2 separate regions of the Homo sapiens genome follow, and region 1 is linked to region 2. Evidence: chromatin loops called from intact Hi-C (ENCODE). Cell type or tissue: dorsolateral prefrontal cortex. All regions are shown on one strand. Each heading gives the region's core, and the rest is flanking DNA. Links, peaks and the distances in the headings are about the cores only. Region 1 has its middle 65 kb from the start of LINC02337. Region 2 overlaps SOX1 (SRY-box transcription factor 1).

Region 1 (15,696 bases), core at 3,582-11,581, 540 kb before region 2:
AAGACTAGGCTGTATTTGCTCAAATGAAGAAAGTCAGCAGGCTTCATGCACAGGAGAAGAGATGTATCTGTGTGTGGGAATCCAGTTGGGGAGATGCCCTACACATGAGTAAGAATAGATATTATTTTACAGACACATTGTGCAATGATGTAAAAAGTCAGTCTTATAAGAAACTATTAGAATGCCAGCACATCCTAGAGGGTCTTTGGTGGGGCTGGCTGCAGGGAGGACAGAATATGGCATGAACACCCCAGTTGTCTGGTGGGCAGGCCAGTGCCTTGAAGCCTGGACTGGACATGGCTCCCCCTCATCCTGGACCCAATGCATGCTGCTGTCTTCACCTCCTGAGCATCCTTCTCCCCTCCCAGGATCATTGCCTGATCCACAGAAGCAGCATCTCTCCCCACAACTTCCTAAGTTACTTTGGGGCTGTTGTCAGCTTTGCTAACCATACATCTCAGTGTGGGGCATAGGCCTGCAGATACAGGTCCTCAAGAAATCCTTGCAGCAGTGAATTTGAGAAGCCACCGTCAGCACCACAAGAACTGCCAACGCATTTCCTACCTTCCAGATGTTATCACCCTTCCGTCTTCTCTTCCCAGGTCCCTTCCCAGGCCTGCCAGGCCTAGCATGTCCTGCCTCCTCCCCTAGCTTCATCTGTGGCTACTTCGCCTTCACTCTTCAGCTATTGTAGGACCATTTAGGGGACTGTGTCCCCTAAAAAGATATGTTGAAGTCCTAAGCCCTAGAACCTATGTATGTGACTTTATTTGGAAATAAGATCTTCATAGAAGTAGTCAAGTTAAAATGAGATCATACTGGATTAGGGTGGACTTATATACAGCGTCTGGGGTCCACACATCAGGCGGGAAGTTTGGGCACAGAGACACACAGAGAAGATGCCATGTGACGACGAAGTAGAGGTTGGAGCGATGCATCCAAGTGATACAGGCTGAGGAGCACCAAGCACTGCATCACCAGATGCTGGGAGAGAAGCCAGGGAGAATCTTCCCCTAGAGCCCTCAGAAGGACCCAAGGCTGCCAAGGCCTTGATCTCAGATTCTCAGCCTCCGGAAATATAAGAGAATCCATCTCTGTGGTTTTGAGCTGCCCAGCTGGTGATACTTTGTCACAACAGCCACAGAAAACTAACACTGCAGCCTTCATGGGGTTCCTTTCCACTTATTGAGTGTTCCCTCTCACTCCTTTATCCAGCCATGCCATCCTCCCAGCCCCTCTCAGCTCTGGCCTCTATCTCTGAGAACACTTCTCAGACTTCCCTGGAAAAGGCCTGGCCAAGCCATCACTTTGTTTTCATTTTGCCCCGTTCCTTTCCTTCAGTGCACACACCACAGGTGTCATTCTGCACTTACTGATTCAAATTTGATTATTTTATGGCCCTCCCCCTGGAGAGAAAATTCCAGGAATATAAGGATGCTGTCTACTTTGCTCACTGTTGTGTCCCAGTATTTCCCACAGAGCCTGGAACTAGGGAGTAGCTCAGTAAATGTTTGCTGGATGAATGCATGGATGATCGGATGAATGAATGGATGATTGGGTGAACGAATGGATGATCAGATGGATAGATGATCGGATGAATGAATGAATGGATGATCAGAGGCATGGATAATCAGATGAATGGCTGGATGGACGGGTGACAGGATGGCTGGATGATCAGTTGGATGAATGACCAGATGCATGGATGAATGATTAGATGAATAGATGGATAGATGGATGGATGGATGGATGATCAGATAGAAAGATGGATGGGTGATTAGATTAATGAATGAATGGATGATCAGATGGATGGATAATCAGATGGGTGGATGGATGGGTGACCAGAAGGATGGATGATCAGATGCATGTATGGATGATTAGATGAATGGATGGATGATCAGATAGAAGGATGGATAGATAGATGGATGGATGATCAGATGGCTTAATGGATAGATGGTCAGATCGATGGATGGATGGATGGATAATCAGATGGATGAATGAATGGACGGATGGTCAGATGAATGGATGGATGGTCAGATGAATGGATGGATGATCTGATAGATGGATGGATGATCAGATGGATGGATGGATGAGTGACCAGATGGATGATCAGATGGAAGAATGATCAGATGCATGGATGGATGCTTAGATGAATGGATGGATGGATGGATGATTAAATAGATGGATGAATGGATGGATGGTCAGATGGGTGGATGACCAGATAGAATGATGGGTGGATGATCAGTTGGATAGATGGATGGATGCTCAGATGAATGAATGAACAAATGATCAGATGGATGGATAATCAGATGGATGGTTGAATGGATGAATGGGTGACCAAATGTATGGATGATCAGATGGATGAATGATCAGATGCATGGATGGATGATTAGATGAATGAATGGATGGATGCATGATCAGATGGATGGATGATCAGATGGATAGATGGATGGATGATCAGATGAATTGGTGGACCAAATGGACGAATAATCAGATGGATGGATGAATGGATGGATGGTCAGATGGATGGATGGATGATCAGATAGAAGGATGGATGAATGATAAGATTGATTAATGGATGGATAGATGGATGGATGGTAAGATGAATGGATGAATGATCAGATAGAGGGATGTATGGATGATCTGATGGATGGATGAATGGATGGATATCAGATGGATGATCAGATGGATGGGCAGATGGATGGATGGATGGACAAATGAATGGATGATTGGATGGTTGGATGAATGGGTGGGTGGAGGAGTGGATGACTGAAAATGAATGGAAAGGAGACAGCATCCCACAGAGATGTTCTCAGTATCTCACTAATATAATTCTCTTCCTGTATGCAATTCAAACATAACAGGTTCTCAGAGGCCTTCTTTGAGACCCTGAATGAGCCTCTATCTGACTTTTGCATTTTTATGAGCATTGTTTCACACAATTCTCACAGGTGTATAAAGGTTGTACTCTCTCCATTTCACAGATGAAAAACCTGAGGCTGAGTGTGACTTACCCAAGGTCACTCATGGGCTTCTGACCACGCACCTTCCATTCACAACCATGTCCGATCTCACAGAGCCTGATGTGAGTGGAGGTGCCAGATACTGACACAGCAGATGTGGCAGTGGCTGGACAGTACCTGCAGGCAGATGCACACCTGCACTTCTTCCTAGGCAGGAACATACATGTCTGTGCTCTTGCGTGATGCTGAAGGCTAGCTGGAGGCTCTGTGTGTCTCACTAGAACATTCTCCCCTGTTCCTAGAACACTTTGAATGTGTCTGTCCCTTGCTTCTTCTCTGAGGCCAATCACTGGAGAATGGATTTAGAGAGCCCTTCTTCACACTGTTCCAAAAGCCCCTCCAGGAATTCAGTGTGAGCTGAGAAGCTGTGTGCATGATGCCTGTTCCCTCTGGTCTAATCACAAAAAGTAGTGTTATTTCCAGCAACTTTAATGAGCCATTTTTACTTTGCAAATCACTTTGGGAACTGATTTTTACCCAGACTTCTATATATATTTCTATACTATTTGGGGGCATTTTTCCAAAAATGAGTGGGAATTTATGAGTGTGTCTATATAAAATATAACTCCCCAGATGATGGGAGCAAAATTAAGCCAGCAGTGTAGATGCAGGGTGTCAGCAGTGGGCCTGGACAGAAACCGGCTCTGCCCTCACGTGGAGCCGACCGACGGGCTTGTTGGCTCATGGGCAGGGCTGACATCTCTCTTCCAAAGACTGTCCTGGTAGTGTGGCTGTGAGGAAGCGTGAGGAAGGCGGGCACTTCCTGAGCCTCCCAGGGAGAATAATACACCTCCTGTTTGTTTGAAATAAACTAGGCACAAGAAATGAGATTAATGATATGTCCAGACCCAGTGTAATCACTAAAATTAGCAGAGGCAAGTTGCATAATGGAAATGGTGAAAGTTCTTCTTTCTGGTGCTCCTGAGCTGAACTGAATGGTTTGGGTAATGAAGAATGCCAGCCCTGCTAATGAGAACAAGAATGCTTAACAGGAGGCTGCTGGGCTTCCTTGCTGATTATTATCCACTACTCCTGCTTGAATGGTGTTTGGGGTTAAATGTGAGAATCTGTGCTCTCTGCCTCTCCCTTTCTCTTCCTCCTCCTTCCTCTCTCTTTGCTTGTTGATTGTACATTTTATAAATAGTGCTCAGGGTCAGGGGGATTAGGAAAAACGTAACTCTCAACGGAAGGTAAGAATAGTAATGCTCCTCGGAGAAGGCATCATACAGCAAAGGCCATGCATTCCAGGGATGTGTGGCTTTTTCTCCTCAGTATTGCCACAGACACCTGACGTAGGTACGAGATTGATCTGCACACCAGCCCTGGAGCCTGTGTTTGGTTCATCAGCAGGATGCGCTCCCCTTCGCTTGCATGTCAGAACATCAAAATCAATTCCTTTTTGATTTTTGCAACACCCAAATGGCTCAGCTAACAGATGACAAAGACTCTATTTATAGCAGATGATTGTTGCATTACACATACAATTTTGCAGGAATTTAACAAAAAAACAAAAACAAAAAAAACCCTAAGAACACAATTTTCCTGCGTCATTTACTGTCTCACGCGATTCATCGGCCCTCTCAGTACTGCATGGTGCAGTCTGCAGGCTGTCTTCCAAACAGGCGATCATCCCCCAGAGCTGCATCTGTGCCCCTGCCACCACATGGAGGTGCATTTCCTTGTATTCCGTGGAAAGGGTTTCAGGGTCTACCTCTCTTTTCCTCCCTTCTCGTGTTCTTGGTTGCTGGAAAACTGCAATGGAGTCTCAAACCTGGGGCGTGGGCTTTGTTGTATGTGTTACTACCTGCCTTTCCCCCTCCCCCTGTTTGTTCCTGTTCCCATACATGATGTGGGGGCAGAGTGGTGGTGGCAGCAACCAGTGTTGACAGCCTGTCACCTACTGAGTCTACGTCCATCTGGCCTCTGAATAGTTCATGACCTACTGAGGCCTGCTGTCCACCTAGCCTCTGGACAGCTTATCACCTACTGAGGCCTGCTGTCCAGTGGGCTTCTGGACAGCCTATGACCTATTGATGCCTGTCCTTCTAGCCTCTGAGCAGCTCTTGACCTACTGATGCCCGCTGTCCACCTGGCCTCTGGACAGCCCAGGACCTACTGATGCCTGCTGTCCAACTGGCGCCTGGACAGCCCATGATGTACTGATGTCTGCTGTCTACCTGGCCTCTGGACAGTCCAGGACCTACTGATGTCTGCTGTCCACCTGGCCCTGGACAGCTCATTATCTACTACTGATGCCTGCTGTCCACCTGGCCTCTGGACAGCCCATTATCCACTGATGCCTGCTGTCCCCCTGGCCTCTGGACAGCCCATGACCTACTGATGCCTGCTGTCCACCTGGCCTCTGGACAGCTCATGACCTACTGATGGCTGCTGTCCAACTGGCTTCTGGACAACTCATGACCTACTGACACCTGCTGTCTGCCTGGCCTCTCAGGAGGCCAACGTGAGCATAAGTGCAAAACTTGGGATGAAACTTGAAATTAGCTTCATGGAATGGGAGATTTTTAAAATTAAATTTTATTTTTTGGAATTACCTTCTAAAGCCACCGAAAGTTAATTGGTAGGATATCACAGGGGTGTTTTAACTTTTCTTTGAATTTTCTCCAATCTTAGTAACACAGCTGACTGGGGCAATCGCATCTCACTTCTACTTGATTTCTAAATATTTGTTAACTAATATTCTTCATTTATGCTAAGATAGACAGTTTTTACATTTAATAATTTTAGAATAAGATGCATTTCACCATCCATCACAACTTACAGTGATAACCGACCACATGTTTCTTTCTTACTGGTATGCAAGGTAATGGTGTGTCTTATACTGGCAAAGTCTTACATGTAATTAAAAATATTATGGTTCTGCTGTCCCATGTTCCTGAAGACAGGCTTGGTTTCTGCTGCTCCATTCTGGGGAAGCACAGGGGGTCTCCCATGAGCTCTTGGGGCTGCCCTCCATGGGGCAGAGCAATAGCACAGAACACCAATGCTTAGTGGTCACTGCATTGACCCTAACCCCCGCCAGGCCTGAGTTGCTGGGGTTCAGTATTACTCCAGAGGGAATGTGTGTGCATGTGTGTGCCTGTGATTTTAGGCGTTGACGGCGAGTGAGTAGGATGCTTTACTGATTCCAAATTGTTTTTTGGAAGATGAACAGGTTTATTTATCTTTCTATCATCTGTTTGCCACTTTGACTGGATTCTGGCAATTCTCGGCTCTGTGGATTAGACGCGTGCTCTCTCCTTCCGTCCCTGCTCCTCCCCCCTCCCCCTCCTCCTCCCTCCCTGTTTCCTTTCTAGAGCTGGGCTTCTGCTGGCCTGGCCCTGCGGCCGCCTGTGCCGTATCCACGTAGCCTCCCCTCTTTGCCTCTCTCAGCCACTCAGCTCATCAGTTCTTCATCCATAACAGGTCTCTTCTGCCCCTATTTGGTCAGCATGAAATGCATATTTTCTTGTTTTTTAATTTGGAAGCTTGGTTTCTCAGCTCACAGCTGCTTTCCTTCACAGCCAGGGCTGCCTGCGTGCAGCCTTCTGAGACGGGCTGGAGGTGTCTTGACCTCTAGCCTCTTTCTTGTCACGCTCACGGCCACGCAAGGTCCCTTGGCTTCTTGGGCACGTGTCTCCTACTTACAAAGGTGATTTAAGTCCCAGTTCTTTTGAGGATCCCTTGGCAACATTCTTGGGCTGCCGATTCTCTTAGGGGAAGATGAACATCTCCCAGTCTGCTGGAAGTTCCTACCCGCTCATGCCCAGCACTAAAGCTGCTGCCTCACCGGGGGTGGGAGTGGAGGCAGAAAGGCCCTGTTTCTGCTAAGCCAGGAGGCAGGGCTTTGCTGTATAACAGAATGGCCCCGGCTGGGCAGTGGAATAATTTCCCGTTGAGTCCTCTGGAGTCTTTGCCCCGTGCCTGGTGTTGGCAGTCTAGGTGACTCTTCCTTGGCTGAGGTGCTCCCCGCGGGCCTTTGCAGTCAGAGCTCAGGACCACAATTCCCGGGGGTGGGGCTTCAGGCTGCTGTCCTGCTGGCTGGCTCTACCAGCTTTGCTCACCAAGGGGACCCCAGACATCCCTCAAAGGCTGCCATCAAAGCAGGTAAATGACACAGAAGGAAGATTCCTCCATCTGTGTGTGGTGGGGTGGTCTCCAGATCCTGGCCCTGACCGGGCAGGAGACGCTCAGGTGCTTCATTTGTTGAGGGAATTATCCTGGAACTGTGTCTGACAGATCAGCCCGTTGGCGCGGTTTTCCTCCACGCCCTCCATGTAGTGGATGGGTACAGTCTGCCCATACACACCTGGAGAGAAGAAGGCTCTGAAGAGGTGCCATGCGCCCAGGTTTCCCTTCAGCACCACCACCAGCTGTCTACAGGCAGACATACAGTTGGAGCTTGTTTTTACACTGTGAGCTGAAGGCGGTAAAGTCTGCTTCTATGCAACCCAAGGTTTTTGTGAAGCAGCTTTAGGACAGAGGGTGGAGCTCACATTGCTTCACAGTTAGTGTTGGATTTGGTGGCCTGGCCTCTCCACAGACCTGCGGGTGTGTGCATGTTGCCACCCTGCTTCCCTCTGCCCAGGGACTGGGCCATGCTTCGGTCTATCAGAGGCATTCTACTGCTGCGGCCCCTTCGTGTAGGTGGAATATTGAAGCTGGGACTCGTGGGAGGAAGTCTTGTATTTTGCAACAGAAGGAAATATGTTAAATAACAATAAGGAGATTGGGAAGAATTTCATCTTTTTAAAAGGATCTCTGCTTTCTATTTCCAGAAGAAAGAGGTTTCCTTTCTCTTTAGAATATTTAAAGTCAGAAAGCATTACAGAGAGTTCTAATTTTGCACCATTTTTCTTATTGAAATTTTCTTTCCAGAGATGGTTTAAGGGTTTCTACTGTTGTTACAGACTTCGTTTCTACTGTGTCATTTATTAAATGAATTTTTTAAAATCTAAAGTTAAAATACATTCATTCTCAGGCAATATTTTACAAGATGCTGGTTATTTGAATTTAGACACCATCTTAGGTTTTGCTAAAAAAAATGCATTGAAACAGTTTTAAATAAAATCTGGGTGCAGGCATTGCAAAATATTTTATTGACAATGTAACAATTACTGGACTGTGATTTCATGTTGTGTATTTTAGTGCTATCGTTCTTCTTCCAGTCTGTCTGGCTGAGCCACGTTATGGGTCTGTCATCAGCAACTGGAGGCCGTGGCAGCTGGGACGGGTTGAGAGATTTTCCACTTTGGACTTAGTTGCATTTCTAGCTTTTGCAAATAGATGGCACTTTTGACTTACCCTAGAATATTGCTGATCAGACCGTAGCACAAGAAAAATACTTAAAATGGTCTGTGTGTCTAAGTCAGAAATGTGTTAGTTACTATTCACATGAAGGCCAGAAATTAAAATTAAGCCTCTCGGGAGACAGAGTATCGCATCTCTCTCTTAAATGCTAAAACCTTAAACACACACAACCAGCCCAAGTATAAAATGTGTGCATTTTATGTAATGTTTTAAAAAATGTTTATTGTACAGCATTGCAGGCTTTGATCTGGAAGAGCAAAAGAAAATGGTGTAAAGAAAGTTTTATTTGGAAATAGGATCGCATGGGTCTGTGTGTGTTTTTAGTATCTGTACTTTGCTGTGAAAAGCCCTTGCGAATATATTTTCCTCCCCCTTTTCTCTCTTCAGCACACACGCGTACAGCCATGCACACGCACACACGTGCACAGAGGAGGCACTTGGACCCTCACGCACACAGAGGGGAAAAAAATCAGGCTGTTGTCTTGCAAGTGTTACTTACCATATTAATTAAAATCTGGTGACATGATAACACCACCAGCTGTGTGGGAAAGCGAGGGAAATTAACAAACGTTTGATTTGTTGTGTTGCTAATGTGACACTTATTATACAGGTCATAGTAAAACAATACCTCAGCCCAAATATGCTAATGCAGCAGTGAACTGTTGCCGTTGTAGAAACATTGGCGTTTATTATAATCAGGCAGAATAGCACATTACCTTCAAGAGAAGGTATGATCTTTGAATCTAATAACATAAATAAATTTTTAACCATTCAGTCATTAGAAATAAAAAATGCAGGAAAAAACTTTTCCTGTGTAATTTTGAAAATGGAATATGAAAACAGAACTTATTTAAATTAATCTGGGCTCAAGGAAAATATATTTGTTGTTTAGTTTTTAAAGTTTTGCTATGATAAGAAACTGAATTATATAGAATATTAGCATATTGAATATGCTGTTGTGTGTTTTATCATCAAATAGTCAAATTTATAAAGATCAGAATAGTTTAAAATCAGGTTATATGTAAGAAGAAATTGTCATATTCATTTATTCATCCTGGAGGTTATAATGCTTCTACTATGAGTCAAAGTCTAAATTATTTTCAAAACAGTATAAACAAAATAGTCTAATATGAAAGGAACTTGTCACACATCCCCTTCCTCCTCACTCTGCTTCGTTCTCCCAAAGTCTGCAAAGAAGAAGCAACTGCACACTTTCTCAAAACACTTAGCAAACTTTTCCCCACTGTTCTCTGAGGCAGCTGTCAGAATCTGGGTCTACATGTCCAGGAGGCAAAAGAAAATGCAAGATGCTCCCATTTGCTATAATTTATGTCATGAATTTCGTGGAGATCATATTCAGCACTTGGCATCTGCACACTCACAAAAACATAGGATTTTTACCTTCCCACAGGGTCCTTCCTTGCAGTGGCTTTTCATTATGGGGCCACATTCTCTCCAGCCTAGATGAGATTTCTTTCTCCCTTCCTTGCTTCTCTTTCGGTGTTTTGATCAGGCTGCTGAAATGGGGTGTATGAAATCAAGCATTTGTTTGACAGTTTTTGACAGTGGATTATGTAGATTGTGCCTGAGAGAACAGGAGTCATTCAGAACTGAATTTGGAGCAAGCTGTCTAGATCAAAGGTCAGATGGTGCGGGGTCAATGGGGCAGAGACTTCACCCTCTTAAGTGGGAGACCGTGTGCAAAAAGATATGAGCATTGGAAGATGGGCATCCAGGGAAGGCTACAGGAAGGCGAGTCAATCCCATGGCATCAACAGCCCAGGTCCGTGAAGTTCCTCTGAACCTTGGTTCCTTTATACCAAGAAAACTCACTTGCCTCTGGGGCTCTGCCCTGCAGAAATGTGAATCCACTCCTGAAGTCAGGCCCAGGAACACGGGAGACCGTCCCCCTTCACCTGTGAGCTCATCTGCAATTGCCACAGCCGCCTTCAGGCCTCAAATGTGATGAAATGCAATTTCTTTCTTTCTTTTTTTTTTTTTTTAAGACTTTAAGTTCTAGGGTACATGTGCACTTCTAACTTGGATTGCTGCATGTTCTGTTGGCAGAGGAAAAATAATTTTGTATCTGTGCCTCAGATAATAATTCCACTCAACAAGCAAAGGGTTGATAATTAAGTCAAAAGGGCACTTTCTGAATGACAAGGACTCTGCTAGAGTCTGGGCTGGAAGCTCTAACTTCAGAAATGCCATAATAACAGTTTGCTTTCAAGCGATGTATTTGAGCTGTGTAGAGAGCAGCCCTTGTTATTGATTAAATCCATATAAATAAACACATCTACTGCTTGTGTGAGACCAAAACAAGATTAGGTTCAAAATATGATACTGTGTACACATACACTTGGTCATTAGGAGGGAATTCTCAACTCTGTGCAAACAGATGCAGCCCAGAGAGGTTTGCTCACAGCAAAACTTCCTTCTCTCTAAATCAGTGGTTTTAATGAAGACTTCGTGACGGAACTGGCATTTCAAAATGCAAAGACATTTAACTCTGACAAAAAAAAAGTTTATTTAGCTTGGAATGGATTTTTTTCTGCTTTGAAGAGCTTGTTTTTTTCTAAACATTAAATTATTAATGAAAGATTGAAAGCAATAAATGGGGATAATAATAAATGTTACGGTCGTGGTGCTGGGTAGAGGAAAATTTCCAGCGATTCTGTAGGGATTTTCCTTCATTCCTGAGAGCCAGGCATAGATCCAGTAAGCGTGGTTTTGTGTAAACTTCCCACCTGGCATTATGCTGGGACAGACCGTGACGTGTTCAGTGATGTTAAGGAGAATCAATTCAGTAACAGAGATACCCAGTGTATGATTTGAATCTATTAAATAAATGTCATTCAAATACCATTATATATATTAAAAAACACACTTAACGTTGATGAGAAATCCAGGTATGGTGTTCTACCAGGGTGAAGTGATTGAACTGGGAAGTATACCGCTGGAGCAGCATTATTAAGTAGTTTCCAAGTCTGCTCTACTCACTGACTCCCTCCTGCCCCAGTTAAAGCCAAAGCAAAGGAAACCAACCGCTTGCAGCGGCCGCTGCATAAGGAGAGCGCTCACCCAGCACCCTGAGACAGCCTGATGTGTCCAGGTCCTGGTAGGGTGTGCGATTGCATAGAAAAGCCAACGGCTGCTTAATATTCTCTACTTAAGAAAATAATTACCCATCACCCGGATGGAGGATGCTGAGCCCTGCCTGTTCCTTGTTCGTCTCTCTCTTCCCCTCCTATGCGCACTTTTCGCAGAGCCCCAGCCAGCCGCCTTCAGGAGAGGACGAACCTGGGCGCGTTTTCACCCGTCCTGGGACATATTAACGCCATTTTGGCTGAATGTGCAGAGCTACCCATAATCGTTGTAGCCAGTACGTTAGCATCATTTAATTTAATTTGCACGTTTTCTTCATCTCGGGAAGAAAAATAAATAGCTGCAGGCTGATGTGCACTCCCATCCGAAAGAATGCTGTCAACTGCAGGAAGTCTTGCTTTTGTTGTAGTGTCTTTTTTTTTTTTTATAAACCACCCCCCTCCCCGCCCACCTTCTTTATCCACTCTTCCTGCAGCTTTTCAAGGTCTTCTCTTTGACTCAGCTCCATTAATTGCTGAGAAGACCACCCAGCCTTCTCAAGAGTATTGTTCTCCACTCCACCTTGATTCTCCTGGAGGTTCTTAGAATGCGTCTTTGATATCTGGCTACTGTACCTCCTTCTAATTACATTAATCTACGTAATTGTACTCACATTCATTTTAATTATTCTTTGCATAAGACCCCAAACAGTTAATTTTCTCCACACAGCAGATTTTGTTGTGGTTTTCAGTCTACTTAAAGAACCGGGGAAACGATTATACAAAACAGACAGTATTTCTCACGCTTTTTTGCCTGCCAGGGTAGCCAAAGAGTGCATCTCACTGCAGCATGAAGCTACTGTGCCCTGTAGAGCTTCACAGTGCTTTAATTTTCAGTTTTCAGTTTTGTTTGATCCCGCTGAATATATGTGCATACACAGCACATTAAGACAGAGGTACACAGCCTTCTTTTGCGTATAAAAATATAAATCTTGTGTCACTAATTGAGAAAGATTATTATTTAGTTGTTCCCTTATTTAGAAGTGAGGTAAGAAAACATTTCTGACTGTCTAAATGTTAACTTTTGCTGCTTCGTGTGCCAGGGTAACGCCCGAGCTCTGAACAAACCTCCTTTATTTAGAGGGGAGTTAAAATAAGCTTCAGTCTGACCGTTCTCTCCTGTTCCTGGCAGCATGGAATTAATATATTACTTATTTTCTCCAATTTTCCACAAATACTGGGAAGGGTGTGGTGTAGAGAAAAGAAATTCAAAACATACCATTTGGATTTTAAGGACAGTTTTTGAAAAAGACCAATTTCCATATTTCAACACTTTTTGGTGTGATCCATGAAACATTTTGATATGATTTAGCGAAAACAGTTTTTGCATCAGGAACGCTATAGCTGCCTCATCTGCATCTGTAAAGACTGCAGAATGGAATCACATTAGGTATAAATTCAATGCAAAAAAAAAAAGACGCCCTTCGTTAATGCAACATGATGGGAGGAAAGTTAAATGCACAAAAGTCATAAAATTCAGTGTTCCGGTTCTCACAGCAATTATAGTGTGGTCGTATTTGCATAGTTGGCTTTATATATGCTGTTAGATTTGCTACCTTTAGAGGGAAGTGGCGTCTCTTTTGCTCAGCCCAACAATCATTAGGAAGGAGGGACTGGCGGCGATGAATAAAACTGTGAAATGAATTTTCTCGGTTTAATCACAGTTTGTGTTTCCAAACTGAAACTAGGGTAGATGGATCTTTTCTCATCAGAAGAAATGTCGGTTATACACAGGATGGAATATCTACCAGGGGAAACAGCATGTCAACCCTCCCCTTCCAGGAGGACGTTGAGAACTCTGTGTTGGGTACACGTTTGTGGGGACAGGCTTGAATTCCCAGTCAAGCCAAGTGGGTGTTTTGATGCCACTGCAGGGTCTTTACGGAAGGTCGTTGCTTTGACAAGGAACAGTTTGGGGACTGGTTCCTCAGATCCACTGAGGTCACCCACCATCTGCAGTACAACCCGTTTGGAAGCTGTTCTAGCCCCAGAATTGAAACTTAAAATGTGCTCAAGTGGGGCATAGCAATAGGTTATTAAAATAATCATATGTTTTATCTCATTTGATCTTATTCCCACTCATATTATTTCCCTTTCAAAACGCAGGAAGCAGAGCCTTGGGGGCTTCCGTGACTCATCTGTCAAATGCTCCACGGAGGCTCCAGCAGGGCCCGGACCTGAGCTCGGGGCGCTGCCAGGTTCTCCCTCCCTTCCCTCTGAGCCCCTCAGCACCTCCTGCCCTTGAACTCCTTCCTGCCTCGGTCATCCTCCTCCTTCTCCATCCTGAGGATGGCAGGTTTTTGAAAACATGGTGAAGGGCTTGCTCCGTGGTGACGGAAGGTGTCTCCTTGTTTCTGCGCTGAGGCTGCCGTGGACAAGGTCAGGGCCAGAGCGGCCTGCATCTCAGGGTCCTGACTCCAAGTTCCTCTCTCTTTGGCCTGCACTTTCCATCCCCTGCCAGCCATGACCTGTGGCAGCAGTAACTGCTTTGCAGAGGCAGGGTCTGGAAGGCTTAGGGCAGATTTTGGTGGGGGACGGGGTAGGGAATTGCAGCGTCTGACCTCTTGTCCGGGGTGGGTTTCAGTCCAGGCCCCTCACAGGGACCACATCACTGCCCTGAGCGTTGCATCTTTGTGCACAGCATCTCCAGGCGCTGGAGGTGTCTTCCTCTCGCTGCCTCCATGCCCAGCATGGGGGGATGGGAGAGATGAGGGCACATGGGGACCATGCAGGCGACTGAAGAGCTGCTTCTGAGCCCCAGAGCCTCTGCAAACACGCAGGGGATGACGCTTTCACTGGAAGGGAACCAAGTGACCCATTAATAGACAAAGGTTCACCAAGGGATCCAGGCTGGTGCTAGATGTCCTCGCGCCTCCTGCTGAATTGCTCAGTCTCTGCTCAGCCAGGCCAGGGCTACGGCCTGCCTGCCTCTCTCCCTTATTCCTCACTGTCTTGGCTGCGTGCTACCAGGCCCTCCACACCAAGACCTGGTTCCAGGCTGGATTCCAAAGGGTGTGGGAGATTCCCGCAGCCCTTCCCACTCTTCTTGGTGCTGAGTCTCATGCCTGGGTCTTCCTTGGCGAGTGTTCACTGCCTGGCACAGCATCTCTGACACCTGGTCGTGTGGGCAGAGGCTCCTCTTCCAGGCTGGAGAAGAAAGTGTCTGGGGGCCAGGAAGCCCGGTCCCACTCCAAAATCAGTAGCTGAAGAGCAACAAGATTGATGGCCTGAGGCTGGAGGTCCCAAGCCTCAGAAGCTCCCAGGGCCCACAAACCTGCGCTCAGGTGAGCTGCCAAGAAAGGACTGAGCCTCAGCCTCAGGTGTGGCCTCTCTGCCTCTGTTCTCTAATTAAAAAAAGACTTGGAGATTGATGGTACCCGCCTCCGGGGGTGTTCGTGAGGACTACAGCAGAAACAGCGCCAACAGGACGGGCAAGGTTGCAGGTGGAGAGTCGGGTGTCAGAATGGGGATTAGCTGGAATGATTTTGATTCAGGGCTTGTGTTAATCCAGGGACTTACTCGCTCTTCCACAGGTTGGTAGGAATGAAGGAGGAGTGAGGGTCCGTTTGTGTGGATTACACCTGAGAAGAGCAACTCGGACTCAAATGCAGGCTGCTACTTACAAAGTGAACCGTTTCTACCCTCTCTTCCCATGCTACCCCAGCCCCTTGGGAGACTGGGAAGGTCTGGAGCCCTGCGCTGCATTCCCGCCCCTGAAAGCGATTCTATAGGCGCATTTGCTTTCTTTTGTCTTGAAAATTATCATGTAGTAAAGTTAGCTATTTTTTCCTTTTGGTCTGCAGCTTTACGAATTTCTACACGTGTAGATTTGTATAACCACTGCCGTAATCAGAATATAGAATATGCCTTCACCTTCAAGCTCCCTGTCGTCATACCTGTGGCCACCCACCGGCCTGGGTTTCCTGGGACTGAGGGGTTTCGTGTGGATGGGGGACTTTCAGTGCTGAAACGTGGTGTGTCCGAGGGTAGGTTGTTACCCTACCACATCAGCCCTCACCGGGAACCTGGTCTGTTTTCCGTCATTAGAGTCTTTGCGATGTCAGATGACTTGAAACCTCCGGCCACCTTTGAGAGGCTTCTCCGCCTCAGCACGGTGTCTGTGAGGGCCACCAGGTAGCTGTGTCTATGGACAGGTGATTCCTTCTGATGCTGGGGAGGGTTTCTCGGTGTGGAAATGTCATGCCAAGTAAATTGTTTACTCA
Region 2 (14,855 bases), core at 1-8,000:
CTGGGTTTTGTAAAACTTTATGTATCTGAGCATTTCCATTTTTTTTTTTGGGTTTTGTATTATTTCTTGTAAATGCATTGTGAAAAATTTTATTTTCGGCGTTGCAATGCGGGGAGGAGAAGTCAGATTATGTACATAGTTTTCTAAAAAGCCTTTCTTCTAAAAACGAAAAAAGACCCCCCACCCAAAATGTTTCGAGTCAACAAATTTAAGAGACAGAGCCCATTTTCTCCATAAATTTGTAACATGCTATTTTTATGTGCATGTTTTATGAGTTCAAAATGCAATGAGGAAATCTGACAGGGAAATTATCTGTATGAACTAAAAGTAAGGGAACCCCGGGGAATGGGAGGACAGGATTTTTCAAGGAACCTTTTTCAATGAAAGAGAAGGAAGTTAAAACCTATAGGTTATTTTGTAGAGCTGAGTGTTAATACGGGCCGAGAAATAAAAGTATCTTCTGCTCCGGCTGTTTCACTGCGGACGGCTGGGGCTGCTGCGCGTTACCTTGCTGCAAGCGGGGCGCCTTCCACCTGGCTGGGGGTCTGCGCCACAGTTTGGTCCAGAGGAGGGAGGAGGAAGGGAAGACCCCAGTGGTGGGACCCTGGACCAGGCCATGGATGAAGGACAAAGACCAGGGCAGGTCACGGGTTTCCCAATTCCCCAGCAATTAAGATTTCGAGCAGAATTTATCTAAATGTGTTTCAAGGAAACACAATCGCTGAACCAAAACGTACTGCAGCCGAGCCCCCTCCGTCCATCCTCTGCCCCTCCCCCTGGCTTCTTTCTCTTGGGAAAACGGGCAAAATAATTGTGCTGGATTCTCACACACACAGAAATATCGACCATCACCCTCCCCCGCGTGAACTGGGATGCAAGTTGCTAACCGATGTGAACGCAAAATGCCTTGTTCATTATTCCTGACGAGATCTTGAGGTTGTTTGATGCTTTAAATTTTTTAATTATATTATTTTCTAGGTGTTTATTGGTACATTGCAGTTTTTTTTTTGAAATTTAAAAATTTCTGTAAAACTTTGTCTTCAAGTAATCTGACAGCATTAAATATTGCATTTAAAAATTATACTGTAGCAAATACATTTAAAAATTAATCACAACGTTAAGATGAAATTATATTTTTGGAAAAAAAAAACACTTGAAGCCCAGATGGAAATACGTTTATTTCAGCAGCCTTAGGTTTCCCCTCGCTTTCTCAACACCCTTCCTTGTCCTGGAGTATGGACTGTCCGTCCAAAAGTGAGCCTATGCTATAAGTTTAATGAGAACCGAATTCAGCCTGCATTCGAGAATAGCTTTAAGTATAATGCTGATCTGACAATTGACGTGTAATTTGGGAAGTCATTTTGATAATTTTGCTTAAACCACTCATTCGTTAAAGTGATTACAAAAAAGTTCAAGAATGATGTCCACTGCTTTCTAACAAGATAATAAACCCCCCCCCTCTTTTCTTTTTCTTTATTTTTATTTCTTTTAGCTATTTGATCCTTTCTGAAGCAGTTGTTTCTGGAAGAGTCTGTGCGCCCATGGATGGCTGAGCACCACTACGACTTAGTCCGGGATAAGGGCCTCCCCAGTCCTCTCCGGGAGATGATTTGGGAAATTTTATAATGCTTGTTCTGTTAACTCACCGGGACCTTGAGGGTCCAATGGGACCTTGAGGGTTTTCTCTGAAATATACAAACTTAAAGGACTCTCTCTGAGGTTCTTTGACTGACGTCCACTCTCAGTCTGGCCCCTGTGCTCCCCTGTGTGTACCCTGGAGTTTCTGTGTCCAATTGTTGGCATCTAGGTCTTGGCTCAAGATTAGGATGTGGGCCCCACTTTAGAGGCACAGACTATGAAAAGCTGAGTTAGTGCGCCCGGGACGCCAGGCAAGCAGCTTTTACAGTTTGGCATCTTATTGCAGGTGCTTCGTGCACAGTCAGCTGAAATAGCCAATGCCAGGTGCTCCAACCACCTTATTTCCTTGTTTTGTTGATTAGAACAACACAGAAAAAAGCAAATATAAATTTTTAATGACTCCATTTAAAAATATCACAGGGTGGGGGCAAGGAAATTAGCTGAGATTCATCTCAGGATTGAGATTCTATCCCCCCTTCCCCGCCCCCAGCAGTGTCGCTCCAATTCAAATTAGTGGAGAAAAGATTACAGTAGGCCCTGAGCCGACTGTGAATTCGGTGCTTGGCCAAGGTAACACTCATCGTATTCACGGAGTGAAATACTATATGATGATAGTTATTATATTATATGACGACTTCATTCACTTCCCAAATCACAGGGTGGTGCTTCTGTCGCTTAGTCCAATTATGTTTGCAACCCGTGTAGGGAAGGCGGATAGGAGTCTTTGAGGCCTAGTGCAAAGTTTGCATCAGTTTCTGCGGGGGCGACAGTGTGACTTCGTAAATCTGCCATTGCGCTCGGGCCCTGCCCTCCAAACTGAGGGTAGGAGGGTTTACTTGAGGGTTTTTTTGCTTTGTTTTGTTCTGTTTTTGCCTTGTTTTGTTTTTCAACTCACCCGCCCCTTTTGTTGTTGAGATTTTGACGTCCCCTTCCCCGGAGAAACCCACCCGTAACGTACTAGATGGATTAGTTTTAAAGAAGACTCGGGCACAGCGTGATCTCCAGATGCGCGTCGGGAGCGTGACTGATAGGTCTATTAAAATCACGCGTGTGGGAGAACGGCACTCATGCTCCCGCGTTTCATTCCCCCGGCAAAGACTGGGCGCCGCAGATTTCTGTCTCCGGAAAATTCCAGTTAATTCAAGAAACCCATCCCCGGACGTGTGCCCGCCCCCCCCCGAAGGCTCGCTTCAGGCCAGCCCGGACTCCAGCGCCCCCTCGACCCCGTCGGGCTCCGGCCGACTCCCGCCCCCTCCCCACCCACGCTCGGCCTGGGCCCGGGGGCAGCGGCTCCAGAGGCGTCGGCGGCAGAATTTAACCCCCGGTCTGAGTCCTTGGAAACTTCAAGTGAAAAGCAGACTTGGCCTTGGCGCGGCTCTCTTTCCAGCGTGACTATCTGGCGAGACTGAAAGGCCAGGCCAGATGGGGAAAAGTGAGCGGGGTGCGGGCCCCCAGTATCCGGCGGGGTGGGGCGGCGTCAGGACGGAGCGAGGGCCGGCGGGGGGGCTCGCGTGGAGGCCCAGGCCGGGAGGTGGGGACGCAGGGACCCCTCACCCAGTCCTCTGCTCCCGCCCGAGCCAGGCCTCGGGATCACCTCCCCTTGCCTGAGGGCGAGCTCTCCTCCTCCCTCTTCCTCCCCGCCTCCCCCGTTCTTCCCTCCCTCTCTCCCTCCTCCCTCCCCGGCCCTTCCTCTCCAGCTGCGCGCCCGCCGGGACCACGCTCCTCCCGCCCCCGGGAGCCGAGCGGCGTCTGCGGCTGGTCCGGACGTGTCCCCTCCGGGCGGGGGTGGCCGGGCCTCCTCGGGGCCTCGGGCCTCCCGGGCGCACCCCCCTGCCTGCGCCTCTCCAAGTCGCCCTTTCTCCGGCTCTGCCCGCGGCTGAGCCCCGCACACCGCGCCGCTGTCCTTGGGGTCCCGGCACACGGCGTTCCCTCCCCGCCCCCGCCATCCACTCCCACCGCCTCTCCAGTCCCTGTGCCGTCTCCACCGCCCTCTGACTCCCGCACCGAGCTGCGTCTCCGCCGCCGGCCTCTCTCAGCGCGGCCCGGCCTCCTCTTTGTCTTTGAAGCTCCCCCGCCGAGGCCCGCGCGCGGCTCCCCTCTCCGTCCCTCTCCGGCCCTTGGGCGCCCAGTCGGAGGTCGGGGCGGGATGGGGCACGAGTCTCGGGGCGGCCCGCGCTCCCCCTACTAGTCCCCTCATTGCCTCGGCCCCGTCCCCGCAGCCTCGGGGCGGGAGGGCGCAGGGGTCCCCGGGCGCCCTGGGAGCCCATCTCCCTCAGGTCCGCGCCGGTGTCAGCCGCCGGCGGGGGGCGGGTGGAGATTAAGATGAGTGCTGCGAGGGACGGGGCCGAGGGTTTTGTGTAGAAGGAGAGCAGGATTAGTGGAGAGAAAGTGCTGACCCGGGGTCAGCCGCAAGTCAAACCCTTTTACACTCAGCCGGCGGAACGAGCACGGCTCGGGCCGGACGGCAACAAGTGGGCGCGAAGGGAGGGGGAGGGGAGGCCGGGTACCGGCCGGGTCCGGCGTGAGAGAGGGGAGGGGGAGGGGACGCGGCCACAGCGCCCCAGGGCCTCAGCGTCATCGGGGACGGGCGCCGAGGGGAGCGCGCACCAGCGACCCGGGCGCGGACTGGGGCCTGCAGGGCGTGACTGGCTGCCCCCCAGGACTCCATCTCCTTCATAAACACCTGCCTTTTCCATTCCCCGGGGCCGCTTCGGCTGCTCCTCTGGAGGGAAGACTGGGGAGAAGGTTGCCTGCGCTCTCTGCCCCAGAGGCTCTGTTTTAGAAACTGTTTCTTAATTTCCATAAGAAACAAAAAAATCACAGGAAGGCCTGGTTCCTCTCCCGGACGACTGCGTCCCCAGGCTCTCCAGGAATCTTCGCCTTATCCGAGCTTCTTCGCAGCCCTGGATCTATTTCTGGGGGGCGTGTGTGACGCAGAATCGGGGTATAAAATATCAATGCTGTTTGTCACGACACCGCTTTCTCCACCCGGGCAGAGCTGCGGCTCCCGGGCGTTGCGCGTGGCGTTTTTCATCACGGAGGGAAAGCCGCGGCTCCGCGGGAAAGGAGTGAAAACCGAGTGTGGGTGAAGAGGAGAGGGAGGTCAGGGGGCAAGGGAAGAAAGCAGATAAATGCATCTTCCCTAGCAGCCAAGCTGGAAATTTGTGCTGAAAGTACAACAGCAAGAGTTTTCACATGAAAAACACGTGAAGAACCCGAGCAAGTGATAGATCCAAAGACGGAAAATGATCGTCTATTTTGATAGTAAAAATAAAAAGAACAGAATTGACATATTTTCGTCTAAATTACTTTTCATCTGCCGATATGAAACACCAACACTCAAACAAAAACAAAGGACAAAGCAGTTTTTAAAAACAACACAAAACAAGCAACTCTGAGTGAATGACCTGTCCACAGCTTACCCTGGGTGACATGGGGGCGCTGTGATGGAAAATGGGTTCTGGGTTCAAAATCAAGCCACAGAACGCTGCCTGGCGAGTTGCTAAGTGTGACTTGTGGGGAAATCGTGTCTGCGGCAGAAACACTGGACCTTGTGAGTAATTCCCGATGCCCGGTAGGCAGCTGGCGAGGCTGTAATTGCCCTCGGCCACTTCAGAGCAACCATGTGGGTGCATTGAAGACGTTGTTTGTGGAGAGCAGCAGGTCATCACATGCAAAGCCCTGAAATAGTCAGCCAGTCAAATCAGTGGAAAAAATCCGCTTTTGTTAGATTTTGCAGTTTCAGGAATTAGGCATTCACTGCAGAGCTGCAGTTTTGAGAAATTGCAATGTCAGGCATGTTCCCAATGGGGAAATATTGTGAGTGTGGAGGAACGTGAGATGGGGTTTGACAATGGGGAGACTGACAAGAGTCATCACCCAGACATTGTTTTCTCTCTGAGCACCCCGGAAATGCTAACGAGAGATGATATTTAGTGGCAGCAATAGCACTCTGCGCTAGTCCTATGCACTCCTAAGACACAGAAACGAGTCTCGGGCAGCTAAGGAACTGACCTGGGATTTCCCAGGTCAGGATGGGTCCCTGGAATTTGCAGGGCAGAGGTGCCTTCTAGGTACCTAGAACCTAGAAACATTAGACTAGTGGTGTCAGGATCAACCTGAAAAAATTCAAAGCAGAGGCCAACGTATCATTTTCGTTCTAAGTAACAGAACAGAAGGAAAGCCAGGTGAGCAATATTTTAACCTCAGAAAGGGTTTAGCAACCCCGTGTTTTAGGTAATTCAAACTCCAGTGGGACATTTCAGTAAGTGGAAAAGCCTGAACTTCAGTGGTGAGAGTGTCCAGGTAGATGGAGAAGCAGAAGCCAGCTCTTTATGTTAGAAATTGAACTGAAGAATGAAGTTTCCTTGTAAAAACTGGCCGTTTTCACCGTGTCATGCAGGCCAGAGATTAGCTCTGTGTCCTTGGGCAAATGTCCTTACCTCTGAGTCCATTTCCTCAGATGTAAAGCAGAAATTACAAAACCAGCTTCCCAGGGATGCATCATCTAAGGTGCATGCAGGGCCCAGCAAATAGGAAGCACTCGCTCCAGAATCATCTGGAGTGGAAGCCCGTGTGAGCTCAGGGCACGTCCAATGGACAATTGGGACATTAAGTGCCAGATCTGCCCTCGGCAGGAAACAATGGAAATGATACAAACCACAGTCTTTCCATGTATCCATATTAATAGTGATTTCTCTGTAAAGTTGCTTGACAGTTACGACATTCGTTCTTTCATCTGTTCAACAAGCATTTATTACAAGTTTGTTACGTGTTCAAGTTGAGTATGAACACATGCTATGTATGCAACCTGTGTCCAGGTGCTGAGGATGCAAAGATCAACCCGACAGGGCTCACCATCTGGTGGGTGAGACTGATGATCACACAGGCAAGTATGATGTCGAGGGTTATGGGTGTGGGACACAGGCCCATGCCAGATGCTCAGGTAGGGTGCTCTGGCCCAGTGTATGAGAACCGAGGAAGGTTTTGCAGAGGAGGTACACCCACGGTGGAGCCTGTGACTTCCTGGTGCTCCAATAAATACTCCCTCAGGTGGCCTTCCCATGAGATGTGCATGTTGGATGTTCTTTATCAGTAGATACAGATTGCAATGTAAATTTGAACAGAGTGTATGTGATAGTTGCTTTGTTTTTTAATGAATGATTGCTTCGGATTGGTCTTGGTGGTCAAAGATTGAAACTCAGAGGTTTGCAAGGGCAATGGTCTTTCAGCATCAAGGTGCATGGGATCACTAGGAGAGCTGGCTCCAAATTCAGGTTCTCAGACCCAGTGCCGCTGGTAGGCTGCTTCTGGGGCTCCAGCGGGCCTCAAGGATCTGCCCTTTCTTAGACACACTTGGGGGAGATTTTGAGGCCAGTCCTGGATGACACTTGGGAAACCCGTGTTAGGAGATGGGCCTATTTTTTTTTTTATGGTAAGTAGCTACTAAGACTACATCATTTAAATTTGAGTAGCTATTTATTATTTATAAAGTGCTCTTACTTAATTGTTCAATTGAGATGATTTTTGAAAAAAATTAAATTAGTGGAAGACTAAAAAAAATTTTTGAGCTGAATTATTAGAATCTTCCTAATAGAAAAGACTGATGTACTGATTTTAGTTCCATTTTCCTACGGGTTGTGTTAGCTGCCTGTAAATACATCCTAACTCTCCTGAAGTGCAGTCAGTGTGGAACAAGGGAAGCAGAAACCACATGTGATCTTTGATTTAAAGAAAGGTTGATTAAAAGGACTACACACAGTCATGGATTGTGTCTCATCAATTTCTAATTGTAACAAACTAATTTGTATGTAAGTAGACTGGCTCTGTGCAATCCTTATGAATACAATATAGGCCAAAACACTCATGTTGTTGAGGGTTATTTTAAGGACCTTTGAAATGTCAGAGAAGGGCCATGTAATAGTGCCGCAACAGGGTTGAACTGCCTCTGTCCAATAGATCATAACTATAATAATAATGATGATATGGTATGTAGCTACTGAATTTCTCGATAGTATCATCTGTAAAATGGGAAGATCTTATTAGAAAGGCTTGATAGAATAAGTACTTCAGATTTCTTTGAGACAAAGGGGTTATGCAAATAGAAGGGGCTAAACAGAATAAATTATTGTGTATCAACAGTATTTTATCTACAAAGCATTTAATTTGGCATTATGGATGTTACCATACTGCTGCTCATAATGAAGAGAGCATTCATTATATTTCTAGATAGAGATACAGATTAGGGGATGGTTGTGGAGGAACTCATTCTCTGTTTGAATAGCATGTAAGAAAAATAAATTTTAAATAAGAGAATTTTACAAATATTTTAAAATTTAAAATGTTTATTTAGAAGAGATATATTTTAGTTTTTCAAACTGAGAATAATGCTTTAAATATGTTCTTAATTTTAAAATACTGACCGTGAAATTTGGATAACAAACCAAGTTATTTACTTACTTGGGAATTATATAAAATTATTGAAATGTTTTAACCAACACTTTATTATTTGAAAATGAATATATCACCTGTAGCAACTATTTGCAGAAAAATAAAATTATATTTAAAATCACAGCTCAAATTAAATCATGCAATTGCATTAAGATATAATAAAAGCAAAATGGATCATTTTAAATCAATCTATAAACTAAAAGCTCAATACCAATTTGAATAACATGTTTTTACTTAATTTGAGCCAATTCTGATGATATTAAATTAGGTTTGAGAAAAACAGAACATTTGCAATAACATTTTAAGGTGATTTCATCACTTGAGAATTTTTTTCAAAACTTAACCAAAGAAGGGCCAAGGCCCCATGCCTGCCCCTGCAGCCCCTGCCGCAGCGAGTCCTCCTCCACTGGGTGAGTGAAGCCTTCCCCCCTGTGGAATGTGTCCTGAGGCAGCGGTGCTCCTGGGTAGAAGCACATGGAGGCAGGTCCCCCCCTCATCACCTGGCCTCCCCAGGCACAGCAACTGTGTCTGGCTAGACTTTTAAAGTTTTTATTTCCAGAATCAGCACAGCCCTGGGCACATAGCAGAGGGGCAATAAATATTTACTGAGTTTAATTCAGTACAGCAGGGCAGACGCAGGGATCCCAGAGCCAACACAGGGAAAGGCTGGCCCGTGTCGGCCCAGGGAGTCCCTCTGTCCCTGTGGACATGGGACCAGCCTGTCCTCATGAGGGGGCCGTGGACCCCAAAGGCTCTGTCACAGAACACCAGGAACGTCAGTCATTGCCCAGCTGAGGCTGCTGTTGCTGTGGTTATTAAGAGACAGAAAGCGCAGTCCGGCGCCCAGAGATGAGGGGCTGGAAAAGCCGGGGAGATAAGCAGCCTGCTCCCGCTGCATGGCGGGGCGTGGGCCCCTGCTCAGGTGCAGGAGAGCTGGGGAGGGTGCCTGAGCTGCTGCGGGAGGAAGCCACAGGGCGGGGCGGGGGTCTGTGTGAGGCCAACACTGGACCTGGGACTGCGGGCCAGGGAGCCCGCTTTCCAGCCCTGAATTCCCCGGGACCTGCTGCATAATTCCCCACGTAGTTTGGTGCAAGGAATGCTTGTAGGTTGTGCTGTTGTGTTGTATTGTGCTGTGCTGTTTTGTTGTATTGTATTGTTACACTATGTTGCGTTGTACTGTGCTGTGCTGTATTGTGTTATGCTGTTTGGTTCTGTTGTGTTGTGCTGTATTGCGCTGTGTGTTGTGTTGTGTTGTGTTGTGCTGTATTGTGCTGTGCTGTGCTGTGTTGTGTGCTGTGTATTGTGCTGTGCTGTGTGTTGTGCTGTGCTGATGTGCTGTGTGCTGTGCTGTGTGTTGTGTTGTCTGTGTGTTGTGTGCTGTGTGCTATGTGTTGTGTTGTGCTGTGTGTTATATTGTGCTGTGCTGTGTTGTGCTGTGTGCTGTGTGTTGTGTTGTACTGTGTGTTGTGTTGTGTTATGCTGTGTTGTGTGTTATGTTATATTGTGCTGTGTGCTGTGTGTTGTGTTGTACTGTGTGTTGTGGTGTTGTGTTGTGCTGTGCTGTGTGTTGTGTTGTGTTGTACTGTGTGTTGTGTTATGCTGTGTTGTGTTATGTTAATTGTGCTGTAGTGTGCTGTGTGTTGTGTTGTACTGTGTGTTGTGTTGTGTTGTGCTGTGCTGTGCTGTGTTGGGTCCTATTATATTAAGATAAGGTGCACAGGGCTAGTTCAGGCACACAGAAAGAGCAGGCCAGGCAGGGAACAGGCAGCCCCACTCCCTCCCCCAGACTGAAACCAGAACTGTGAGGGACCCTGCTGGGCCACACTCTGGCTTTGTCATGGAGCCATTAGGAGGCCTCTGCGGGGCACACCATGAGACAGAATCTTGACGTAGAAATAGGCCCACAGCTAGTCCCACCTGCTCTGCCTCCGGGGCCGGGTTATGATTCCACTTTGTGCCAACCCTTGCTGCAGTGTGGATTTGACTGTGTTACTTGCTTGGATATTTGAAATATACAAACCTAGGAATTTATTTTTGATAATCAGAATGATTGGTGTCAGCACAGTGCAAAAGCAGCAAAAATAGATAATGTTATATCAATTATGTCACCCTTCCCTGGTGACAGGGTGGTGCCTCGGGACCCACCTCAACCTGGTCCGTGATGCCTGTGGTTTCTCAAACTGTGAGCCAAGGAACCCCAGAGCCCCACAAGCTCAGCATAGCTTTAAATTCTGAGGGAAACAGCAACGCCGGCCACTTCCCAGGCCCTGTGAGCTAGCTGGAGGCAGTTTTAGACTTCACTTCCCAGGCCCTGTGAGCTAGCTGGAGGCAGTTTTAGACTTCTCTTCCCAGGCCCTGTGAGCTAGCTGGAGGCAGCTTTAGACTCCCAGGGTGAACTTGCAGCTACACTCCCTGGATGACATCATATCTTTGTGAAACTGGGTTCTTGGCAGTTGCTGTGTCAAAAGCAATTCCTGTGGGAAAAGTGCAGACCAGGAAATGCAGGGTTGGGCGGAACCAGAGGCAAGGCTGGAGAGGCCGTGCGGCTCAAGACAGGCACGTGCAGACCACCAGTATGCAAGGCTGGTGTGCAAGAAGTGAGGTGAAAATAGTATTCTTTATTTCAGTCTATATGTGTCACTTTAAAAAATGACTGCTACGTTATTAGAACAGAAATATATATGAAGTTGTTTGAAGTTAACTATTTAACAAACAGAATAGTTAGGCATTTCAGCTTGGGGCACTGTAAAAAATCCCTGGGGGTGCTAAGGGTGTTATGAAAACCTATACTATTCAAATTGATATCAAACTTGTAGCCAACAGATTGATGTAAAATTATCTATTTTTGCCTACATTTTGTGTTTATGCAATTATACCATTTAATTGAAGCTGTGGTTTTGAATACAATTTTAGCTTTTTGCAAATAGTTGCTACAGGTGATGTGTTCATTTTTGAATAATAAAGTGTTGGCTTAATTATTTTAAGAATTTTATATAATTTTCCTTCGTGTGGATAATTTGCTTTGTTATCCATATTTCATAGTCGGTATTTTAGAATTGAGACTACATTTCTAGTAGTATTCTCAGTTTAAAGGCTGAAATAAATTTTTTTTTTTAATGAGCAAGAAAGCTTTTACGTTAACATCTTACTCAGATTAACATAACCAAATTTAAATCTATGCAAGTCAGACAGAATTAGAGATGGCAGAATGCTAGCATGTGCGCTCACGTGCTGAAGAACTTCTAAACCGTGTCCATCAGCTTGTCGCCTATTTTGGTCACAGATGCTCCCCATGCCAGGATTTCTACGAACTTTCTAAAGAAGATGCTTAGTCTAATAGTTTTGACCATCAGCAAAACTGCTCTAAGAGTTACCCTAGATTCTACCTTTCTATTTCATTAACTCTCCTAGAAACAATTCTGTTCCAGTACATTCTTTCTTTCTTTCTGGGTTCAGAGTTCTCTTCTCTCTAGGAAAACCATCAGGTTACACAGTGTTTGTAGTTCCGAACGTCACGGGCGGTTATGAGGGACAGTTGATGTGTCCCACCAGCAGCAAGACTGTGAATTGTACATGACGGTGACAGAAATGACCAGTCCAGTCCATGTGCAAAGGCAGGAGTTTACAAAGTAAAGGGGTCAGTACTAATTGATCACTGGCACCCTGAAACCACAACTTTTCATTCACCTTTTTATTTTTTTGAATAATTATTTTATCTTATATGTTCATCAAATATATATGTATCTGGGGAAAATGCTCCCTTTGAAAATGATAACTTTTAGTTATACATGTTAAACTACTTTTTTGAGACAGGATGTTGCTCTGTTGCTCAGGCTGGAGTGTAGTGACACCGTAACTGCTCACTGCAGCCTCTGGGGCCCAAGTGGTCCTCCCACCTCAGCCTCCTGAGTGGCTGGGACCACAGGCACACACCACCATGCCCGGCTAACTTTAAAAAAAGTTTTTTTTGTTTTGGCTGTTTTTTGTTGTTTTTGTTTGTTTGTTTGTTTGTTGTTTTTTTTTTTTTTTTTGTAGAACAATGTCTCTCTATGTTGCCCAGGCTGGTCTTGAACTCCTGGGCTCAAGTGATCCCCCTACCTCAGCCTCAAAATGTGCTGAGATTACAGGCGTGAGCCACCGCATGTGGCCAAAGGCATTCTATTATTTTAAAATTTACTTTCTTATTTTTTTCTTGTTGAGTAAAATTGAGAAAGACTGAGGAAAATATGGGGCAGCAGTGAGAGAAGGAAGTGAACGAGAGCAAGAAGGTGATTTACATTTTAGCCAGTATTTCACTGGACCCCAATTTGAGCAAAAAATGAAAGACATCAGGCTTCCTTACCTGTTGTTACCCATGCTCAGTGAAAAGGCATAAAAATAACCTTCGACAACCTTATGCCTATTGAAGTCAGAACCCTGTAGTGTAGTCATTTAATTGCATTTGTATTAGATGTGATTAAATATTTTAGTTGTATGTATTCATCACAATGACTGGACGTTAGAAATAAATAATTCAGGCCAAGAAATACATGGAACGTTAAGGAAGTTATTAGAAGCAAGGGATTACCTACAAGCTAGAAGTGAATCCAAAGCAGGGTCAGAGATGGGTCACATTGGAAAGACCAAATGTTAGAAAGACAAGGAGATTTTGGTGATGAGGCCACCCTATCCAGAGAGATGCTGCTGCAGAGTTGATCAGGGCTGGAAAGCATGGATCAAAGATGAAGAGCAAGTGTTAACAGCCTCTCCTTATGCTTTCAAAGGATTATTTTAGGAGGATTAAGTTAGGAGACTTTAACCTTCCCATGTGTACTAAATGGGGCCTCACTGTGTTAGTTTCTGGGGGCTGCCGTAATAGTACCACAAACTAGGTGGCTTTAAAAAAAGAAATTTATTCTTTCACAGCTGTGTAGAGAAGTCCAAAATCAAGGTGATGGCAGGGCTGGTTCCTTCTGAAGTTGTGAGGGGGTCAGTGCCAGGCTCCCTCCAGCTTACAGTGTTGCTGGCATCCTCAGCATTCCCTGGTTTGGGGACACGTCACCCTGATTGCTGCCTTCACCCTCACAGGGCTTGCTCCCCGAGTGCATGCATGCCTGGTTCAAGTGCCCCTTCTTTCAAAGGACAACAGGCGATGGATTAGGGCCCACTCTAATGACCTTGTCTTGACCTGTTCATCTGCAAATACCCTATTTCCAAATAAAGGCACATTCAAAGGTGCTAGGGTTAGGACGTCAACATTTTTGGGGGAAACACCATTCAAGCCATAATGGGTGGTGATTGATAATGACACTGAGTTTTCTTGCCTAGTAAATAGTCCATATTCTAAAGGCCTTGGTACTGCTGAAAAAAGAAGTAGTTTAGTGTTTCATGAGCTTTTGAATACCCTTACTATCCCCTAGACCTGTTTGCAAACAGGAGCTTTTAATACGTATTCCTACCAACTGGTTACCCTCTCAATGACCTTGAATCTATCCTGAATTAATCACCTACATCATGGCACTGTAGAAGCCACAGCAGGTCAGAGGGGACTTACTTCTTGTTGCCATGTTAAGACAGCATGTAGTGGCCACTAATGTGAATTCTACTCCAAACAACACGGTCCCTCCGTTACAGCAGAAAGGAAACTGAATAACCCTCAGATGCCACCTGGGAGTTATTTTTATTTTTACTAAACCACCTTTACCCCTTCGGAAGAATGCAGTGCAATTCCATGCAGTTCACATAATCTCATACTATCCCCACTACATCTCTGAGATGTATAGTTATTCCCCTTTTTATAGAGTGAGGAGACTAACAGGGGTTAAGTAATCTACCAAAGGGCATATTATCAATGAACAGAAGATTCAGGATCAGCCCAGAGCTGACAGACTCTAATGCTAATAATATAATCCATATGAACATTTCTTTAGAAGGCAAACAGTATCATAGGCTCCCAAGGAAAACAGCAGACCCACGCTTTGTTCAAGCCCATCCCTTGGACCCATTCCCCAGCAGCAGCTTCATAGAATTCTTTTGGCATTCTTCTCACATATTTATCTCCATATTTCTGGATTATATGTTTGTATTGCTTATTCTTGATTTATTAATTGTAGACATCATCTATTCAGACCTTAGCAGGACTATAAAGCTATGGTGTTCTTTCACATTCTTTCCTACTCCCGTCTTTCCCAAAGTAGGTACATCATTGGATTTTGTTAAGTGAATGCCAGTGTTTACCTTATTTTGAATGTAGAAGTATTGTTCATGGCTGAGCCCAGTGGTAAACAATAACATTTCCATTCTTGGGAAACTGTTCTTTTACCTAAAGTTTTTAATGGTCTTGTTTTGTGAGAGTTGATGTTGTTCATCCTTCGGTTTTCTACGGTCCTATCACAAATTCTTTCCAAATTCTGCATCCGTATTAGTAAACACCTTTAAATAGTATGTCCTGCAAGGTTGAATACATCAGGGACTTCATCAGCTCAGCTTCTTCTTGCAGCCAGGCCTGGGGGGCCTCTGTCCCCTTGCTGCATGGTGGTTATTGTCACATTTCATGTCATCTCTCTGCCACGGATCTCCCATTTTCCATATCCATGTTTTTTCTTGCTGGATTTCCTTTCTTGTTTTGGTAAGTTATGCCTTCTAATAGGCTGTACAACCCTAGAGTGATAGTTTAGCTAGGTATAGAAATCTAGATTAAAAAATAATTTTCCCTTGTGATTTTATCTCCAACACATGATGTTGCTTTTGAGCAATCTGTACTATTTGTGTTTTACACCTTACTGAGG

Evidence for each region. Peaks named below come from ENCODE experiments on the same cell type or tissue, not always from the same donor. Only the 100,000 strongest peaks of a DNase experiment are listed, where the experiment ranks them.
Region 1: a loop joins it to region 2, with 2.8 times the contacts of the local background. A loop is called at or near these places in 2 of 110 quality-filtered maps.

The regions. Positions count from the first base shown.
Region 1 is chr13:111,523,414-111,539,109 of GRCh38, forward strand. No RefSeq gene overlaps it. Among named protein-coding and RNA genes, the nearest start is that of LINC02337, 65 kb to the right of the region's middle. RefSeq lists an enhancer at 8,562-9,256. In dorsolateral prefrontal cortex, for the core only: a CTCF peak has its summit at 8,302; a DNase peak (open chromatin) is centred at 8,228; H3K27ac peaks cover 430 bases; H3K27me3 peaks cover 1,883 bases.
Region 2 is chr13:112,069,408-112,084,262 of GRCh38, forward strand. It overlaps SOX1 (SRY-box transcription factor 1), which reads left to right. Exons shown (of 1, transcript NM_005986.3): 1 at 1-2,299. All of the region lies in intron 1 of SOX1-OT (SOX1 overlapping transcript), which reads left to right. Among named protein-coding and RNA genes, the nearest start is that of SOX1, 9.7 kb to the left of the region's middle. RefSeq lists enhancers at 4,137-4,917, 4,918-5,698. In dorsolateral prefrontal cortex, for the core only: no CTCF peak of the experiment used is centred there; a DNase peak (open chromatin) is centred at 3,295; H3K4me3 peaks cover 5,203 bases; H3K27ac peaks cover 5,597 bases; H3K27me3 peaks cover 7,696 bases.